Linked DNA regions of Homo sapiens: region 1 is linked to region 2. The links are chromatin loops, found by intact Hi-C in ENCODE. Cell type or tissue: GM12878. All regions are shown on one strand. Each heading gives the region's core, and the rest is flanking DNA. Links, peaks and the distances in the headings are about the cores only.

Region 1 (4,000 bases), core at 1-4,000, 320 kb after region 2:
CATTACTAATCAATTATGCTTCTCTTTCTTATCTGCTCCTGTTAATCTTGTAACATTCCATATGTTAAGTAGAAATCATAACTAATTAACATTTATCCTTTAGGTAGGCCAGGCTACTTACTAAAAATACTCTGCAAAACAGTTTGTCTTCTTATGGTTTACTGTTTACAACCTGAGCCAGAATCCTTCCACTTCCAAGTAAGACTGGGGTTCAACTGGGGTGGGGAGCACATCAAATGAGGGGGTACATCATTCCCTCCTTGTCTAATGCTTTAAGACTAATCAAATCAAATTCTGTAACACTAAAGTTGGAAAAGAACTCTCTTGATGCTTAAGATAAGTAATTTTTAAGACAATGTAAATACACTTTAACGAAAGGAAAGAAAAAAGGGAAAAAAGACAATGTAATACACTTAGAACAAAAGACTTGTCATACACGATACATAACACAAAAGATTAGCTTCAGGAGAATGTAGATAATTGCATGATGGTAGATTTTTATCTTTCACTCATTTGTTCAACAAACATCAACCATTACCAAGCCAAACACTTGCCAGATACTGTTTTAGGCATTGTATATAGGCTCATCCTAGACTTTAAAAATTGTCTGGAGAGTAACCACCAGGTCGCCATACATAATATCCCTGGATTGGTCTAAAACAGGTAGGATTTGGGTGGATGAATTGTAAATCTGATCCAGTTTGGCATTTCTTATGATCTAATAACAATTCATTGTGTATATTGATTTAAGAAAATATAGAAACATAATACTACCTAATGCAAACTCTTTGATCTGAGTGATAAAGAATTTGTATAAATAGACAAAAATAAACACCCAGACTGAAGTCCTACCTGTTCACTTGATTAAAACTGTATCTCTTTAAAAGATGGATACTTTGGCCAAATAGTTGGCTTTTTCTGTTCTACGTTCTGAGCTACACCAGTTTCTCCAACATCAAAGTTTCCTTTTCCACCACCTTAATTCGCCATCCTGCTGTCCAAAGCTCATAACTTCAGAGCTTCACTTTGTCCCCAGACTTATACACTGAATTCCAGTGAACCAGAAAGAATGCTCATGGAATACAATTAGTGACTAAACAATTCCAAAACGCTATTGGTTTGCTTTCTTTCTAGACGATGTACTTAGAAGAACAATAATAAAATTTCAAAGGGACCAAAATCTTTCTTTCTACTCCTCTCACATGAATCACCACCTCCTTTGCAAACAAGTGATTATTTACAAAGCTTGTTAAAAAAGTAGTTTAGGCTTGCATTTCATTTAGAATTGCTCTATTGCTCCATATTTTGTTTTCCCCTATGATTTAAGAATAGTTTTATTGTACATATCTTTACAAATATTTAAATCAAAGAGAATTACTGTAGTTTAAAAAATAGAAAAACGGGGCCAGGCGTGGTGACTCACGCCTGTAATCCCAGCACTTTGGGAGGCTGAAGCGGGCGGATCACCTAAGGTCGAGAGTTTGAGATCAGCCTGACAAACATGGAGAAACCCCGTCTCTACTAAAAATACAAAATTAGCAGGGCATGGCGGCACATGCCTGTAACCCCAGCTACTCGGGAGGCTGAGGCAGGGGAATCGCTTGAACCCAGGAGGCGGAGGTTGCGGTGAGCCGAGATGGCGCCATTGCACTCCAGCCTGGGCAACAAAAGCGAAACTCCGTCTGAAAAAAAAAAAAAGAAAGAAAAAGAAAAAGAAAAACAACAGAGGAAAAAACACGGCATGGGTTATGAAAACAGTTATCGAAACAAAAGATTATCTCAGGTGAAAAAAGGAAATTGACAGCGCTACGTAAGCAAAAAGATCTCAGATTGTACTTGTTGACCAGGAGGTAACTGGTAATTAGGAAAGTAAACATTTCTGCCCTCATCTACTATGCAAAACTACATTGTCTTTTCATAAAATTTTGCAGAATCTTACCTTAAAGGGGAAGATCACAGGTTACTACATCACTGCTTTTTTATTCAAACTAAAAATCATACTTCAGTGTTTTTAAAAAGTTAAATGAAATCCAGAACGCCAAATAAAAGGCCAATAGAGAAAAAGAGAAGGAAGCCAGATGCATGCCTGTATTTCTGGAAGGAGAGTTTCTCAAAGGCTTTTTTTTGAAACCTCCTTAGCTAGAGCTAAGGTTTGAGGTTAGCTGAGCATCGCGTGCCATTCTTGAAGGGTCCTAGGCACTGACTCATTTGCTTTATCATTTCTCATGAAAGCAAGAGGTGGCAGCCATCACCAGAGAGCAAAGGGGTGACTTGGTGACTGATCTCATTACTGAACTAAGGAGAGCACTCTCACGCAAAGTTCAGAACCTCCCCACACCCAGAGAAACTCTGCCAGTTCATAGAAAAGAAGTTATTTCCACCCAAGAAGACAAGTGGCAACTGGAAACAGATGTGAAGAAAACAAGAATAAACACCTTTTTCAGAAATATAACAACTGTAACAAATAATCAGTTTTTCCAGTTCCCACCTGTACACCATGCTCTCAACTATATACTGCAAGTTAAAACAGAATTGATCATGGTTCTGTATTTTTAAATTCTCTCGCTTTCTAAATACATCACTTCACTTTTAACAGTCCAAAGAGCTCTTTATAATTTACTTCCTCTAAGGTAAATTTAGGTGCAATTTTAATAGACTGGTAGGGGCAAATGCCTCATTCCCACCCAAAGGGTTGAGGAATGAGTGATGGACACGGTGAGCTAGGAGAAGTAGAAAGTGATCAGTGCCCTGTGGGAAATAATGGGAATGTCACAGGTTTCTTCTTTTCTGGGTCACTGGGGCATGCCTTTTGATTGAGCATAACACAGATTAATGTCATTGCCTGTGGATTTTGGAAGGAAATTGCAACAACTTTGGTTGATCACTTACTGGAGTAGAGACGGGGAGAGACAGATACTTTTCTACTTTACATGCATTTCTATTTCAATCCTTTAAGCAACCAGGAGAGTAAATATTTTTATTCCAATTTTAGGATGAGAAAGTGGACACATGGAGTTAATAGAAAAGGAGAGTAAAAATGATGGAATACAGGCAGACTGGCCCCATTGTCAAACCGTAGTCTGAATGTTTCAAAAGCACATCTGCCTTTTTTGTGACCAATAACCAGCATTTTTGTATAACTACAATTAGTGAAGCATGTCCTCATATATTATCTCAATTTATCCTCATTAAAGCACAGATAGAATGTGCTATTCTTAAGCTTGTTACTCAGGTGAGAAAAACGAGTTTCAGGGAATTCTCAAGATCACTCATCCAGGAAGTGATAGAGCCACCACCAGAACCCAAATCTTGTGCCTTCAAATCAAATCCTCTCCTCTTTCAGTTTTGCCTCTCACCTCTCATCTCCACTCCCATCCTCTTATGATTCATGGGAAGGTTGTGAGCTGCCGTAGACTCTCACACCCACTTGCAAGCTGAACTGGAGCTTTAGCCTGTCAGCTACACAGCTTCCTTGTAGCACTTGAATTTTTCATCAGTTATTTGCACCTTAATATGACAAAGGATATGAGATGAGGTTTTTTTGTGACACATTGTAATAACCCAAAGTTGTTAGTTTACATTAGGGCTCACTCCTGGTGTTGTATATTCTATGGATTGGGACAAATGCGTAATGACATACATCCACCATTACAGTATCATACAGAGTAGTTTCACTGCCCTAAAAATCCTTTGTGTGCCACCTATTAATCCCCCCTACTCCCCACAACCACTCATTTTTTTACTCTGAGATGAGTTTTTAACGGTAGGAAAAAAAAAGAAAATTTGAACAAACAGAAATACAGAAGATGAGGGCATTTAGTACTTAAAATATGTGGGATTATGTGGGTGGGAGAATTGAAGATCTAAGGAGAAACTGCAACTTTGTAAGTGAATTAGAGACACATCTTTCTCTTCCCCACCCATCCTCCCGTCTTGATAAAGACTCAGCTCAGTGGTTTGCAAACATTTTTTTAAATTTAATTTTATTTTATTTTAAGTT
Region 2 (7,896 bases), core at 1,670-5,669:
TATACTGATCACAGCATTCAGAGCATCCAATTTTATAAACTGAAGTTTGCATAAGATGTCAGAAGTGTCATGTGTTGTGGATAATGGTGGAATAAAGTGTAATTTCAATTGTTAATAGCAAGAATTGGCTTATAGTGACTTAATGTTTATGATTCTGAAGTCCATAGTACACTGTAGGATGATCTGCATTTCTTATACACATCTAAATCCACAATGCCCAGTTGCAGATCTTCACTTTCTCCTACAGGGAATCCTAAGGTGCTCTTAGGGATGCTCCAGTTCTCTACACCTTCCTGTCCCGGCACAGTGGAGATATACAATTGATGAACCCTTGTGTTGAACCCACATAGAGCCAAGTTTATATAAACATTTTTCTGAGATTGGAAATGAAGCCTCCAAAATGAATCAGTGTACAAAGAATTGCTACCTGTGTTATTATCAGTTCTGTACTATTATATATTTTTCTCTACTTTAGAAAGCCAAACTCTTTCAAAGGATCTCCATAATTTCCTATGATATTGGTAAAAGAGATATTATTTTATAATATCTGTTATTCTTCTTAAAGTTTAAAATGCAATGTAATTCATAATAATTTTAGATTTAATATACAGCATGCTAAAATTATGGACAAATTAAAAAAGAGTAAATAATCTTCATGTTTTATTATCATGACTAAAATCTAGATAAGCAAAATTCTCGATAAATGAGTTTTTATAATGATGACTTATTAGCTTGTTATCCCAACTATAATCACTTTGTATGATAAGTTCTGGTTAAGTAGAATTTTTTTTTTTAGTCGGAGTTTCACTCTTGTTGTCTAGGCTGGAGTGCAATGGTGCAATCTTGGCTCACTGCAACCTCCACCTCCCAGGTTCAAGCGATTCTCCTGCCTCAGCCTCCTGAGTAGCTGGGATTACAGGTGCACACCACCACTCCTGGCTAATTTTTTGTATTTTTAGTAGAGATGGGGTTTCACCATGGCCAGGCTGGTCTTGAACTTCTGACCTCAGGTGATCCACACGCCTTGGCCTCCCAGAGTGCTGGGATTACAGGTGTGAGCCACCATCCCTGGCCTAAGTAGAATGTGATATGGTTTAAAACTCAGTTTAAACTTTCCTTTCATTATGGTTCTTATATAAAAAAGCTTTCTGATGATTCTGATATAAATGTATATTCTGTGTAATCACACATTCTGATTAAAATTTTAAGATCTGCCAATTAAACATTAACTTCTCTATAACTTCTGGCAATAATTTAAATATCTTTTATATAGATACATATATACAGCAGTATGTAGAGATACATATATTTTTATTCAGCATTTTATATATGAATAGTAATACATATATATATATACATATCAGAAAACATACTTTCCCTAACTTATTCAGCACTTACAAATTTAAAAGTATTCCAGTAAAAACTTTTGAGAATTTTTCATTATTTTGTGATTTGGGATTGCATGGAAGAAAATGTTTTCCATATAAAAATTTACTTAAAATTGGAATTGCTGCCATTTGTTCTTTATATTTTCTGTATCAGGATTCAGTCTTTGGCTGATTTCTTTCTGCAAAAAAAACAAAAACAAAAACAAAAAGCTGGTGGAGAATAAAGTGCTCTCAAAACCAGCAAAGTTTCTTGAGAAATTTAGTTTTAATTACTTTAACAAAAAGGAAGATCAAAATTTAAATATGAACTAAACTTTCAGTTTCAATATTTTCATGAACAGTGGGAAATTTGTGAGTAAAATTTCAAGTCCAAGACTATCATACACAAATTCCACAGGAAAAATAAACTTTTAATTTTTTACAAAAGACTCAGAGCTCAAGCTGGTATTGATGAACACTAGGGTCAATGCACACATCCAAACGAAACTTCTGAGTCTTTGCCTCTATTTTGCCTTAATGAATCTCTGATACTTCCTCTCTTTTTATTTTGTGGCTTGTCTTTTTTGCGCTTACCCATCTATGACTTCATGATTCTCTACCTATCTTTCCTTCCTCCTTCCTGTTTTATTTGACCCACACAAATCTCCGTTTCTGCTTTTCCTGTCCCTTTTCTCCTTTCAACATCTTCCTCTTCTCTCATCTCAATCTATCTTTTCTCTTGAGAACTTTTCAATACTCTACAGGAGAAAAAATATTACATTAGTCTATGAGCAGCAGACTAATGCTAAGTGTTCACATACCTTTGAGTACTCTATCTCATTCCCACACTATTGTGCTACTTGTTTCCCATTCACTTCTTATTTGATGATGTTTATTCTATTACTTAAGGAAAATTGCTCTCACTAAAGCCATTAAAAATTGCTTAATTTCTACACGCACTGATTTCCTTTAAGCCAGCATAGTACTTGTACAAAACCAGACACATAGACCAATGGAAAAGAGTAGAAAACTCAGAAAGATAGTCACACACTTACAACCATCTGACCTTCAAGTTCAAGGTAAACATGCAGTGGTTAAAAGATTCTGTAGTCAATAAATGGTGATAGGATAACTGGCTAGCCTGAAGCAGAAGAACAAAACTGAACCCTTACCTTTCAACATATACAAAAACTTACTCAAGGTGGATTAAGTTTTTAAACGTAAGACCTCATACTATAAATATCCTAGAAGAAACCCTAGGAAATACCCCTCTTAATGTTGGCCTTGGTAAAGCACTTTTGGTTAAGTCCACAAAATCAATTGCAACGAAAACAAAAATTGACAAGTGGGACCTAATTAAAGAACTTTTGCACAGCAAAAGAAACTATCAATAGAGAATAAAAACAACCTACATAAAGGGAGAAAATATTTGCAAACTGTGTATCCAACAAAGGTCTAATATCTACAATCTATAAGGAACTTAAATCAATGAGAATAAATAAATAAATACCCCCATTAAGAAATGAGCAAATATGACAGACACTTCTTAAAAGAAGACATACAAGTGGTCAAAAAACATATGAAAAAATGGTCATTATCGCTACTCATCAGAGAAAATGCAAATCAAAACCACAATGAGATACCATCTCACACCAGTCAAAAAAAAAAAAAAAAAAAAAAAAAAGACAGATGTTGGAGAGGCTGCAGAAAAAGGGAACACATATATACTGTTGGTGGGAACATAAATTACTTTAGCCACTGTGGAAAGCAGTCTGTAAATTTTTCAAAGAACTTGAAACAGAGCTACCATTTGACCCAGCGATACTATTACTAGCAATCCTATTACTATATCCAAAGAAAATTAGGTCATTATACCATCATTTTTTTTTCTTGCTATACTTCTCTTTTCTCAGTATACTCTCTAATAGATAAATAATTCATAACTATGCCCTCATCTACTCTAATGACACCCAAATTATTTTTTTATTTCTATTGCTCTAGTAATATTATATTACTAATACTAACCAGCTCATCTCGATGTTCAAGGCATGTTCACGCTACACACATGTCAATGCATCTGAATTCTTAGTCTCTATTTTGGATAACTACTCACAAAGTGACTCCTTTTTCCTTCAGTGAATACTACTTTCCCATCAAATATGGGGCTAAATATTTGCATCCTAGTGATGCTACATTCTGAATGCCTTACAATATCCTAGTGATGCTACATTCCGAATGCCTTAAATCTTTCTTCATCCTCCTCATTATTTCCAGCATTATGTTACACAAGTAGACGGGAATATAATTTAATTTTGTGTAATGTCAGTAACTATGTATGCATATTATACTGCTTAGTGCACCCTTCTGAAGAGTTTTCAGTGACTTCTGTGTTGTTTATTGATATGGTTTGGCTCTGTGTTTCTGTGTTCTCCCCCAAATCTGATATCAAATTGTAATCTTCATGTGTCAGGGAAGGGACCTGATGGGAGGTGATTGCATGGGAGCGGATTTCCCCCTTAGTGTTCTTGTGATAGTGAGTGAGGTCTCACGAGACCTAGCGGTTTCAAAGTGTGTGGCACTTCTCTCTTTGCTCACTCTCTCTCTGCTCACTCTCCCTCCTTCTCTGCCATGGTAAGACGTGCTTGCTTCCCGTTCACTTTCTGCCATGATTGTAAGTTTCCTGGGGCCTCCTAGCCATGCTTCCTGTGCAGCCTATGGAACTGTGAGTCAATTAAATCTCTTTTCTTCATAAAGTACCCAGTCTCAGGTAGCTTTTTATAGCAGTGTAAGAATGAACTAATACAGAAAATTAGTACCAAAAGAGTGGGGCACTGCTATAGAGATACCTGAAAATGAGGAAGCAACTTTGGAGCTGGGTAACAGGCAGAGGTTGGAACACTTTGGAGGACTCAGAAGAAGACAGTAAGATGAAGGAAAGTTTGGTACTTCCTAGAGACTTGTTGAATGGTTTTGACCAAAATGCTGATAGTGATTTGGACAATGAAATCCAGGCTGAGATAGTCAGATGGAGATGAGAAACTTATTAGGAACTGGAGTAAAGGTCTCTCGTGCTATGCTTTAGCAAAGTGAGTGGTGGCATTTTTCCCTTGTCCTAGAGATCTGTGGAACTTTGAACTTGAGAGAGATGATTTAGGGTATCTGGGAGAAGAAATTTCTAAGCAACAAAGCATTAAAGATGTTTTGTTACCTGACTGTTTCTAAAAGTGTATGATTATATGTGTGAACAAAGAGATTTTCTGAAACTGGAACTTATCTTTAAAAGGGAAGCAGAGCATAAAAGTTTGGAAAATGTGTAGCCTGGCCATGTGGCAGAAAAGAAAAACCCATTTTCTGGGGAGAAATTTAAACCTGCTGCAGAAATTTGCATGAGTAACAAGGATCCAAATATTAATAGCCAAGACAGTACAGAAAATGTCAGCAGGGCATTTCTGTGATCTTCATGGCAGCTCCTCCCATCACAGGCCAAGAAGCCTAGGAGGGAAAAATGGTTTCATGGGCTGGGCCCAGGGCCCCGCTGTTCTTTGCAGCCTTGGGACATGGCACCCTGCATCCTATCTACTCCAGCTCCAGTTGTAGCTAAAATGGGTCAAGGTATAGCTTGAGTCGTTGCTTCAGAGGGTACAAGCCCCAAGCCTTGATGGCTTCCCTGTGGCCTGTGGGTGTGCAGAAGGAAAGAATTTGGGAACCTCTGCCTAGATTTCAGAGGATGCATGGAAACACCTGGATGTTCAGGAAGAAGTCTGCTGTAGGGGCAGAGCCCTCATGGAGAACCTCTACTAGGGCTGTGCGAAGGGGAAATGTGAGGTTGGAGCCCTCACACAGAGTCCCCACTGGGGCACTGCCTAGTGGAACTGTGAGAAGAGGGCCACTGTCCTCCAGATGCCAGAATGGTAGATCCACTGACAGCTTGCACTGTGTGCCTGGAAAAACCACAGGCACTAAATGCCAGGCCATTTTGATTTGCATTTCTGTGATGATTGGGGATGTTGACCACCTTTTCATATGCCTGCTTACCATTTGTATGTCTTCTTTTGAGAAATGTCTATTCAAATCTTTTACCCTTAATTTGATCAGATTATTAGATTATTTCCTATAAAGTGGTTTGAGTTCCTTATATATTCTGGTTATTAATCCATTCTCAGGTGAGTAGTTTACAACTATTTTCTCCCATTCTGTGGGTTGTCTCTTCATTTTGTTGATTGTATCCTTTTTTGTGCAGAAGCTTTTTAACTTGATGTAATCCCATTTGTCCATGTCTTCTTTGATTGTCTATTCTTGTAGGGTATTGCTCAAGAAATCTTTGCCCAGAAGTCCTGGAGACTTCCCTCAGTGTTTTCCTATAGAAGTTTCATAGTTTGAGGTATTAGATTGAAGCTTTTTATTCATTTTGATTTTATTTTTGGATATGGTGAGAGATAGGGGTCTAGTTTTATTCTTTTGCATATGGATATCTAGTTTTCTCAGCACCATTTATTGATTAGACTGTCTTTCCCCAATGTATGTTCTTGGAAGCTTTGTTAAAAATGACTTCACTGTAGATGCGTGGATTTGCTTCTGGTTCTTTATTCTGTTCCATTGGTCTGTGTGTCTCTTTTTATGTCAGAAAAATTCTTGGGCACCTCCCACTGCAGTCCTTGTCTTTATTTTTCATTGGCTCATCCATTCACCTCTGTCTAACAAGATTTCTCATCAGATTTTAGCATAAAATGGGAGAACTAGGTGTATGTCTAAAATTTGAGCTGCAGTTTTCATGGGAAAGACAACTGTATTTGGGTTTGTCTCCTAAAGGGAATCAGAAAATGTGGCCTTATTAAAACTATGTTTTAATTACCTTAGACAAGCTTATACTAATCAAAGCACTAAGAGTAAATTTCACATTTAACTAAAGTTTACACAAACATGACAGAAGTGTCATCTGTGGTGGTAAATGGTATATAAAATATTATTTCATTTGTTAAAACTAGAAGTGTTTACATGAAATAGTGTTTATGATTCCAGAAGTTAAATGCCATTGGGGACAATCTGGACTTCTCATATATGTCCAAATCCGCAATACATACAAGAACAGCTTCAGTTTGTTCCCCAGAGAATCCCTTGGTACTCTTATGAGAATTTCAGTTTTCCATTCAATCGTCTTCTGGCAAATGTACAGAGTTGTACAATTGAATGACTCTTCTGTTTAATCCAAATTTATATAAACAGCAGTTTCCTGAGTTTGGGGAAAGAAGCCTCCAAAAAGAATGAATAGGCAACGAATTGCTACCTGTGTTATCGGCATTCCCATGCAATTGTATTTTTTCTGTTTTAGAAAGCCTAATGGTTTTAGAGGCTCTCTTAAATTTCTTTCAAAATATGGGTAAGAAAAAATATCTATAATTTTCATTACACTTTGTAGAAATGTTGAAAATGCTATTTAACTTACCATAATTTTAGATTGGGTATACAAACTGTCAAAATAGCCAGGTTGAAATTAGATAACTATTACTGGCTTATCTCTATATTTTAGTTTCATGACTATGATATGGATAGAATAAATAGTTATAAGACAACATTCTTCCTTTAATGATATTTTATTTTGTTGTTAAGCTTATTATGACTTTATTTGACAACTTGTGGCAAACTAGGACATTAAACAATTGAAACTGGTTTTGATTATAATGATTCTAAGAATTATTCAGATTATTCTGATAGAAATACTCATTCTTTCTAATTAATCACATTCTTAGACTACAACTCTTAAGGTCAGTCACTTAAAAATTAACTCTTGTATCCTTATCCCCACTTCTGGATATAATCTGACAACTCACACTGTCAAATGAAGGATGCATTCAGTGGATTCATTGTATTGCTGCCATGGCTGAGTTTACAACTAAAATCCACTTTTGATCCTGTCTTTTTTTTCTTCTTTTATCCATATTATAAATGTAGGATCAGTGTGTTTCATTGCCATCCTAGATAATTATTTCTTCACTCTAGAGGCAAGAAGAATGGGAAAATGAGTTTCTGTTTTTTTTGGCTTCTATAGCAGTAGGTAACCTCTGAGCCCCCAAGACATGGGTGTCAAAAAAGAGGATTAGATCTTGGCCATCTTGTAAAGAACGTATAGTCACTTTGTACATCATTCCTAATGATGCTTTCAAATACTACAATGATTCCAAGTAATTATTTCCATTAAGTTCGAATAGGCCCATATTACTGATTGAATCTCACCTAGTTGTTGAGATGTGATGCTCACACCAAAAACTTGTCAGCAATTCGAGTTTTCATCCCCAATGTTTAATGTCCATCTACCTGGTCACCAACTGACTTCTCTCTCTTTCACTGATGATGTATTCCATACCAAATATGTCACAGTAACTAGAGACTCTACATTCTGAATTCTTTTGAATCTATTCATTTGTCTTACCATCTCTTCCAATATCATATCACACAGGGACTAGACACTACACATGCATATCAATCACCTTGAGGGTATTTTTGAAATACAAATTCCTAGAGCTCATTCTTG

What was found. Peaks named below come from ENCODE experiments on the same cell type or tissue, not always from the same donor. Only the 100,000 strongest peaks of a DNase experiment are listed, where the experiment ranks them.
Region 1: a loop joins it to region 2, with 4 times the contacts of the local background. A loop is called at or near these places in 1 of 110 quality-filtered maps.

What each region holds. Positions count from the first base shown.
Region 1 is chr3:98,554,174-98,558,173 of GRCh38, forward strand. No RefSeq gene overlaps it. Among named protein-coding and RNA genes, the nearest start is that of GPR15, 24 kb to the left of the region's middle. RefSeq lists enhancers at 1,610-2,809, 1,861-2,180, 2,311-2,390. In GM12878, for the core only: no CTCF peak of the experiment used is centred there; DNase peaks (open chromatin) are centred at 1,790, 2,248 and 3,406; H3K4me3 peaks cover 3,618 bases; H3K27ac peaks cover 4,000 bases.
Region 2 is chr3:98,229,679-98,237,574 of GRCh38, forward strand. LOC101929320 (a long non-coding RNA gene) reads right to left here and starts at 7,695. Exons shown (of 3, transcript XR_924257.1): 1 at 7,599-7,695; 2 at 7,196-7,360; 3 at 5,847-6,170. RefSeq lists enhancers at 4,011-4,070, 4,131-4,250. In GM12878, for the core only: no CTCF peak of the experiment used is centred there; DNase peaks (open chromatin) are centred at 2,960 and 3,933.